2 separate regions of the Mus musculus genome follow, and region 2 is linked to region 1. The links are chromatin loops, found by intact Hi-C in ENCODE. Cell type or tissue: left cerebral cortex. All regions are shown on one strand.

The links. A loop is a pair of places that touch in the nucleus more often than their neighbours do. Peaks named below come from ENCODE experiments on the same cell type or tissue, not always from the same donor. Only the 100,000 strongest peaks of a DNase experiment are listed, where the experiment ranks them.
Region 2: a loop joins it to region 1, with 3 times the contacts of the local background. A loop is called at or near these places in 3 of 42 quality-filtered maps.

The regions. Positions count from the first base shown.
Region 1 is chr1:58,443,605-58,447,604 of GRCm38, reverse strand. It overlaps Ppil3 (peptidylprolyl isomerase (cyclophilin)-like 3), which reads left to right and starts at 2,119. Exons shown (of 7, transcript NM_001285827.1): 1 at 2,119-2,459; 2 at 2,966-3,016. The coding sequence starts at 3,014. Nif3l1 (Ngg1 interacting factor 3-like 1 (S. pombe)) reads right to left here and starts at 2,454. Exons shown (of 7, transcript NM_022988.3): 1 at 1,971-2,454. In left cerebral cortex, a CTCF peak has its summit at 2,242; DNase peaks (open chromatin) are centred at 985, 2,070 and 2,326; H3K4me3 peaks cover 2,124 bases; H3K27ac peaks cover 1,507 bases.
Region 2 is chr1:58,502,675-58,506,674 of GRCm38, reverse strand. It overlaps Orc2 (origin recognition complex, subunit 2), which reads left to right and starts at 1,566. Exons shown (of 18, transcript NM_008765.3): 1 at 1,566-1,903. It overlaps Gm15834 (a long non-coding RNA gene), which reads right to left and starts at 1,559. Exons shown (of 4, transcript XR_865442.3): 1 at 1-1,559. In left cerebral cortex, a CTCF peak has its summit at 1,741; a DNase peak (open chromatin) is centred at 1,621; H3K4me3 peaks cover 2,231 bases; H3K27ac peaks cover 609 bases.

The DNA of each region.
Region 1 (4,000 bases):
ATATACCGTTCACCTCTGCACTGTGAGGCATAAAGCACGTGAGTAAAACAGCTCTCACCACTGACCCAGAGTCAAACAGTGGCCCTGCCACCCTGCAGCATGGTGGGCTCGGCCAAGTCATCTGACCTCTTCATTTTCTTCAAAGGCATTAGTATATCACCTAGCAGAGTATGACGCAATATAAATGCTCAGCCCCTCTTACACCTTCCCTGCTCTGCCCACCACTGCTTCAACCTTACACCCTGTATCTCTGCTGCACACAAACGCACAAACCCACACTCCAAGATATTCACGTAGACAGAATAAAACTAACACATTCAAGAGGCTAAGCTGTAGCTGAGTTGGTAGAGTGCTTAGCTACCATGCACAAGGGTTTGGTCCCCAGCACCACTGGGTGTGGCGGCACACATCTGTGATCCCAGCACAAGGGAGGTAGAGGGTAAGCCAGCCTCAGCTATACAGTCAGTTCTAGGGCAGCACGAGCAAGAACTGAGGCAGACAGGTCACTCCACAAACGCACAGAGCCAAGGCAAGAAAAGGCCAGAACTGCTGCCCCTGAACACACGTCAACTGCTACACAGAGAAACAGAGAGGAAAAGCACTGGGCCCCTACCCACATATTCCATGGCTGTGCACTGAATGGTGGGAGAGTAGTGTCACCAAAGAACCAAAACAACTCAAAACAGTGTGATGTGCAATCTGAGAGTTAATAGAATTGAATAAAGGAAATGTGTTTGCCTCAAACAGGTATTGTAAAAGTATCTTTTATTCACCTGGTATAATTGTCGTCTCCCATCTCTCTGCTAAGCTAGGCCTAGTTCTGGAAGCTTATAGCCTCCATACAATCTTATCTAGGCCTATTATGTTTTCAGACTCTGAGAATTACTGCCGAATAAGCTCACCCTTTCTAGTTCTTTCTGAGCTTGCGCTGGCTGGCTGGTTCAACTCAGCTGTTCTGGCTCAAACTCCTCTCCAAGCTGCCTGATTCATCTGGCTTCTCTCTCAGCCTCTGACTGAATGGTTCTGCATGGCCTCAAACTAAGCCTGACAATCCTCTCTAATCTTCTGGCTGCTTCTTGTTCTTTGGCTCAGTCTGTCTTCACTTATGCATAGCTTGTTTTCTCTATCTGCATCCTCTCTATATATAACTGTCCCAGTAAAAACTGCCCCCAGTCTCTCTCTGCACTACCCCTTAAGTAGCCCATCTTTTCTCCCTGTTCTGGAGAGAGCTGGGCATATCCTATTCTGTCAAATCTTTCTCTGATTCCTCACTTTGTCTGCCATTCAATTAGACATCACTTTCAAACATGGATGCTTCCTTCTACAAACTAATTTTACCTTCATTGTTTGAGATTAAAGATGTGTGCTAAGGGCACACCACAACTAGAAAGGTTCCTCCCACCCACCATCGGTAAATAACACAATCTCGGGGGTTCACAGTGTGACCAAACATCCTGTAACAAGCTACCAACGAGACTGATGTAACTTGTGGCTTTCTTGTTATACAATAAACTTCTATTGTGAGATGACACGACCACGTCCCGGTGTTTTTCTCGGACAATGTGCTCACAGTACAGACACATTTAAAGCATTATTTGAATGGGCTGGAGCTGCCGTACAATGGAGAGATGGGAATATCCATTGTCAATCTACATGATCTTTAGCCCTCTGAACAGCCACTTGCTATTTTTCAATTACACGAGAGCTCTCTTTGCACTTGCGTGTGGTTTTTCTTTCATTTACGCATGGCTCAAGACCTTTTCCAGAATAATCAAGGGCCGCGTGGCATAGCCTTTATTCCTGGAGTCAGCACCCTCACCCCTCCTGCAGCAAGGCAGTTTTCATCTGCAACCTCTCCTTCTATATTCATGTTCCCCCGGCCCTCTGCAGTCACCACAGCCAGCCCGATGTGCACCTCCAGCGAGAAGAACAGACAGCCCCCGCGAGCCCTTCAGTGGTTCACAACTCACCAGTCGCAGAAGCTCTTTCAGTGTATCACTTCCGCTCTGCTCTGAAGCTCCTGGCTTTGTGGAAAGAGTTGGGCAGAAGTGGTCCTGTGCGTTCTGCTTCCGACTCCAGGCCGCTGTGTGAAGTTGGGCGGAAGTTGTCCTGTGCGTTCTGCTTCCGACTCCAGGCCGCTGTGTGAAGTTGGGCGGAATTGGTCCTGTGCGTTCTGCTTCCCACTCCAGGCCGCTGTATGAAGTTGCTGGGCGACAGCGGGTTCTGCTTCTTAGTGAGGTTGTGGGTAGAGCTCTCAGGGGCCGAGGGGTGAGGTGCGTGGTCCTCCGAGTCCTAGTCGGTGTGATGAGGAGAGACTGACGGGAGAGTAGGGCGTCCCCTGCGGAGGGCTCCGGGCTTCACTTCTGTGGCGCACAGACACGCCTTTGGAACCCGCAGGCATGCCGGCCCTTGTAGTTGAGGCTTTTCCGTTCCCGCAGCAGTGGTGCTGAGCGCAGTGGGTGAGTGTGGGGGAAAGGCTTTTATCCTTTTCTCCGTGCACTCAAACGCCTGCTGCGCCCCACGTTGGTGCAAATTTATTTCTTGGGATCCTCGTGGTGAACTCTCGGGCTGGAGATGGTATTCCTGGGACTTTTAAATACGATTGATAAGTTAGCAAGATGTGGCGTTTGGGAAAAAACAAAACAAAAGTGTGAAGTATAGAAATGTATTGTACAGACGTCTTAAGTAAAGTAGGTGTCCCGGGTAAAGGGAGCTCCAAGTGCCTATCTAGAGCACTAGACCTGGAGGTGGGGCTATGCCTCCCTTGCAGAAAGCCTTGAAGAAAATGAGTAAAGTAAGTGCGCACTGGGGTGGCTTGTTGCATTGGGTAGGATCAACACTTTTATGATAGGATTTTCATTTAGAGGATGCTAGTCTAAGCTTTTCGTTGTAAATCTACCATAAAGATGAACAAGTATGGTGGGAACTTGATAGGGTAAAGTGAACTAATTCCTCTCTCTTGTAGGAGATTTGAAAAATTAAACAGTGCTTCCTAGAACCATCAAGAAGGAAAATGGTGAGTATGTATCATAGAATTATTCTAACTGGGTGGTTGGTTGCTTGTTTCTAACCCCTTTGGGTTCCCTGGAGCTGGAGACACAAGCAGATGTGGGTGCTGGGAACTGAACAGGCCCTGCTGCAAAAGCAACAAGTCCTGGTACCTGCCAAGCCTGCCCTCTCAGCCGCCCATTACATGGTTTTTAATTTGTGTGTGTGTGTGTGTGTGTGTGTGTGTGTGTGTGTTTTGGTTTTTTGAGACAGGGTTTCTCTGTGTAGCCCTTGCTGTCGTGGAACTCACTCTGTAGACCAGGCTGGCCTCAAACTCAGAAATCCGCCTGTCTCTGCCTCCCAAGTGCTAGGATTAAAGGCATGTGCCTCCACGACTGGCTGTTTTTTAATTTTTAATGAATATTTTTTTGGAGGAAGTCAGACAGGATAGTGAGTGTGTAGCTCAGTGGCAGAGTGCGTTCCTAGGATAAGGAAGGAGAGGGGAAGGGAGGGGATGTGGCGAGGGAGAGACTGTGTGTACCAGTATAGAGGGAACAAAGTAGAATAAACAAGTGGACATGATCATTACAACGTTACCCTGCTGGTGTGGTCCCAGCACTCAGGAGGTAACCTTGCTCCCAGCCTCTATAGGCCGTCGCAGTCTCAGACCTTTCATTAAAAGACACAAAAGGAAATAAACGAGCAAACAGTGTGCCCTTTCCCCGCAGAGATGAGCAGCACAGGTAGAATAGCAGGGAGTGTAGCTCCTGTGTCCACTGAAGCACCCCACTCACCTCCACCCTGGCCCACTCACTGCGGGACACTGTTGTAAGAAGACAGGCACATGCATACACTAGCAAGATTTTGCTGAAAGGACCCTGATATAGCTGTCTCTTGTGAGACTAGGCCGGGGCCTAGCAAACACATAAGTAGATGCTCACAGTCAGCTATTGGATGGAGCACAGGGCCCCCAATGGAGGAGCTAGAGAAAGTATCCAAGGAGCTAAAGAGA
Region 2 (4,000 bases), 59 kb before region 1:
TATAAAGGTTGTGTGTATGTTTTATCCGGAAACTAAATGATCAAAGGTGGGTAGTAATTTGGGTCCGGATTAAATAATTTGTCCAACAAAAGTGAAATACGGATGTATGTAAAGTATCCTCACATTTCTCAATTGGAATCTTTAAACCAGTGGTTCTCAACCTGTGAAGTATAACCCCTTTGGCTAACCCCTATCTCCAGAAATATTTACATTTATGATTCATAACAGTAGTAAAATTACAGTTATGAAGTAGCAAAAAGAAACAAACAAAAACGTTATGATCAGGGGTTACCACAACATGAGGAAGTGTTAAAGGGTCCAGCATTAGAAGATTGAGAACCACTGTTCTAAACAGCTCCCAAAAAGTCTGACTCCATTTCTTCCTTCCCACTATTATATTCCACAGATAATCTTTCAATACAAATGTGGCCAGTCCCTTAAGTACCAACTTGTAATTCATAATATCTGACACTTTGACACTTTATTCATCTATTTTCATTTTGCTTTTCTTCCTAGAAAATTCAAATCAATTCAGGCCTTAGTTTTCATATCTCTTCCTTTAAGGAAAGTGTTCCTGATTCCTTCTGGTCTTATAATTATATAATCCTGTGCCCTGCTGTTAGGAACATAACTTAAAAATCATTCTCTGTAACTTGGAAACCATTTTGTATGACTTGAAATAACGCAATGCATGTGCAATAGAAGTTTGCCACCAGGTAGCTCTGATGAGACCTAGAAGCAAACCACCGGCAGGTCACCTGGAAGCCCAGTTACCAGCCTAGCCCCGGACGGTCCTTGATATGGTTAAAAACAAAAACCTAACCACAAGGTGGTGTTAAGATAGTGAACCAAACCCAAGTTGTGAGCTTGATTTTCAGAGCTCAATGAAATGATACAAAGGTTGGAACTTTGGGATTTGTGCTCTCTAGGCATCACATTTATAGCCAGTGTGTTTATATCCATTGGCAAGAATGAGTAAGTATTCAGCTGCCTTATTCTAGCACTTTCCCCAAGACTGTATGTTCAGTTTCTTCTCGTTCAATTACCCAGAAGCTCAGTTATTCAGAGGTGCCTCTACTTGAGTATTGTATTCTTACTGTTGGTTCTAAGTATGATAAGTTCGGAATAAGCGAATCCAAATGACGTAGTCCTGTTAGTAAACAAATATTTTCATGTATCCCAGCCAGATTCACTCGTTTTCCTTCTCATTTCCTCTGTATAAGCCCCCTTTTCGTGTCTTTATTTCATTAGTTGTATGGTCCTATTTTCTTGTTCATGCTCTGGCTCCGCCCTCCCTCAAACCCTTGAGATCCCTTTGCATCATATGCGAGCAGGTATTCGCTGTTCCTCAAGCGAATCCATCTTCATTATCTTTTTTTTTTTTTTTTTTTTTTCCTCAGAGCAGCTAGACTAACAATATTAAGATTGACATAAAACACCAACCAACCGTACAACCGGGGACGCTGCCCTTAACTTCCAGACAGCTAGCACACACTTGTCTCTCCAGAGATCCGGCGTGCTCCGCGCACGGTCCCTTCCCCCGGAAACGGAAACTGAAGAGATGAGGAAAGCCCGGGAACCCACTATTGGTTGGGGGATCTGTTTTCCGACTGAGCGAGGGCCTATGGCCCGAGTCAACGGGCTTGCGGCGCCGTCGCTCTGGGCGGCTCGGCTCCCCATTGGTTTCTTAGGGCACCGCCCACCGGCGGCCGGGGATTCAGTGTGCTGCGCGCAGCTCCCTTGCCCTGCTGGGCGCGCAGGTTCGGCTTGGACCGGTCGACTCTTTCCCTAGACGCTGGCCTCCCCGGGCCGTTCTGGGGTGTTCCGCGGCGGCGGGAGTCCTGGCTGGCGGCTCAAGTGAGCCTCGCGGCCGTTCTCCCTCCCGCCGGCTCGGACTCGAGAGGTGAGTCCCAGTGCGCCCTGCTGCAGCCGCGGCTCACTGCGCGCTTCCCCCGACACCCGTGGCCTTGCCGCTCGCCCACCATGGCGGGAGATGACGAGGCCGCCGGGCGCAGGCTGGAGGATGCTGGGGAGCAGCCCCCCTGGGTGAGAGGCGCTGTCTGCGAAAGCCAAGGCTGTCCTGTGGCGAGAAGTCTCCTGCACGGACCGTGCCTGCTTTCCGGCTAACCCGGCCCTTTATTTGAGAAGAGAATGAAAAGGAACTGTAACAAAAATGGCAGTGTTCTGCCAGAGGAGAAGGAACTCGGAGGGATGTAGCTCAAGGGATCGCGGGATGGAACGACTGCTGAAGTCTGTTCTGTTGTCCCGGCCGGGTGTCCCTAAAGGTCTCCTTGGGGCAGTGCTTGGTTTGAAAAATGTGTTTACTCCCAGAGGAAAGTGCATGGCTGCCAACACTTGGTGCTGCCTTGTAGTTAGTTGACTGTGAAGAGAATTGACCCTTTAGCCCTACAGATAATCACTATCCGTTATAGATGCTCCCTGTGGATATCTGCATTTCATTGGTTGATTATGGGCATGTGCATTCATGTGGATGTTGGTGCATATGTGCCGGTAGTGTGTGTTAATTTTAGATGTCTTTTTGGATCGTTCTTAACTGAGGCGGGGTCTTACTCTAACCGGGTCCTTGTTGGTTAACCAGCTTGCCTCGGGGAACCCCATTCTCCTCCTCCCCAGTTCTGAGTGCTCCTCAACTTTTAAATGACTACAAGGATCTCAGTTCCCATTCTGACGCTTGCAGGACACGTGCTTTTAGCCACTGAGCTGTCTAGTCAGCCTCCCAGATTGCAGTTTTCTTGTGTATCTGTTAGGTAGTGTTTTTCTGAGGAATTGCAGAAAAGAAGGGGACATTCTCTTAGGAGGTCTTGGTAGGAATTTCAGTTGAGGTGATTTTGTTTGTATTACATAAAATATCTTAAAAATCGGAGATGTTGTATAAATGCATTTGAGGCTGAACAGGCATACCCTGCCTTTTTGACATTTGGATACCTTGTTGCTGTCATTTACAAAGTTCGTGGCTGAGAATATCACAATACAGTTACAGAAAATTTTGCAAAAACCACTCATAATGTTTAAGCACGTTTACAACAAGGATTCGTGGCTATCCTTGACTATATAGGGCTGCTCACCTAGTGATTAAAATACTAGATCTGGGAATGGGGCATAGCTATGATCCCACTACTCTTAAAACTGAGGCTGCTAAGTCATGAGTTCAAAGCTGGCTTGTATTATAAAGTAAGACCTTCACAATAGTAAACTAAGGGACTAGGGGTGTAATACAGTTGATGAAGTGCTTGGTTTAGCACACTGGAAGCCCACAGCTCCACCCCAGCACTGCATATGCTAATGATAGTGATACAGGCCTGTAACCTATCTAGCACATGGGAGGTGGGGGCATAATCAGAAGTTCAAAGTTATCTTTGGCTACATGGTTGGAGACCAGTCTGGGACTCATGAGATAATTGTTACACACACACACACACACACACACACAAAGTAAAAGAAAATGTAACAGGTATTAGAGAGATGGCTCAGTTGGTAAAGTGCTTGCCTTGCAAGCATGAGAACCTGAGTTCAATCCCTAGAACCTACATTTAAAAAAAAAAATGGTGGCAGGGAGCTTGCCGTCTTAGGGAGGCAGAGACAGGCGGTTCCCAGGGCTTGCTGGTCAACCAGCCTAGTCTACAAGTCCATGGCTATTGAGAGACCCTGTCTCAAAAAATAAGACAACTGACTCCCGAGGTTGTCCTCTGACCTCTGCACTTACAAGTACACAATAAACCCCCTTAGGGAAATGGCCTGTGATAATATTTAGTTACCTAGAATATTTTTATGAGTCCTTGAAAATTCACTCTCAAGAATTATTTATCTTTTACTAATGAAAATTAGATAATAATATTCTCTGTAGTCTGACCCTCCCCCACACTTTCTCTCCTCTCATTGCCTGGAAGTTCAAAGCTATATGTTTTGTTTTGTGATGACATGTTATAAGTAGTTTTCAGAGAGGGTAAGATTCTTATCCAGTGGCAGGAAGTACTTTACA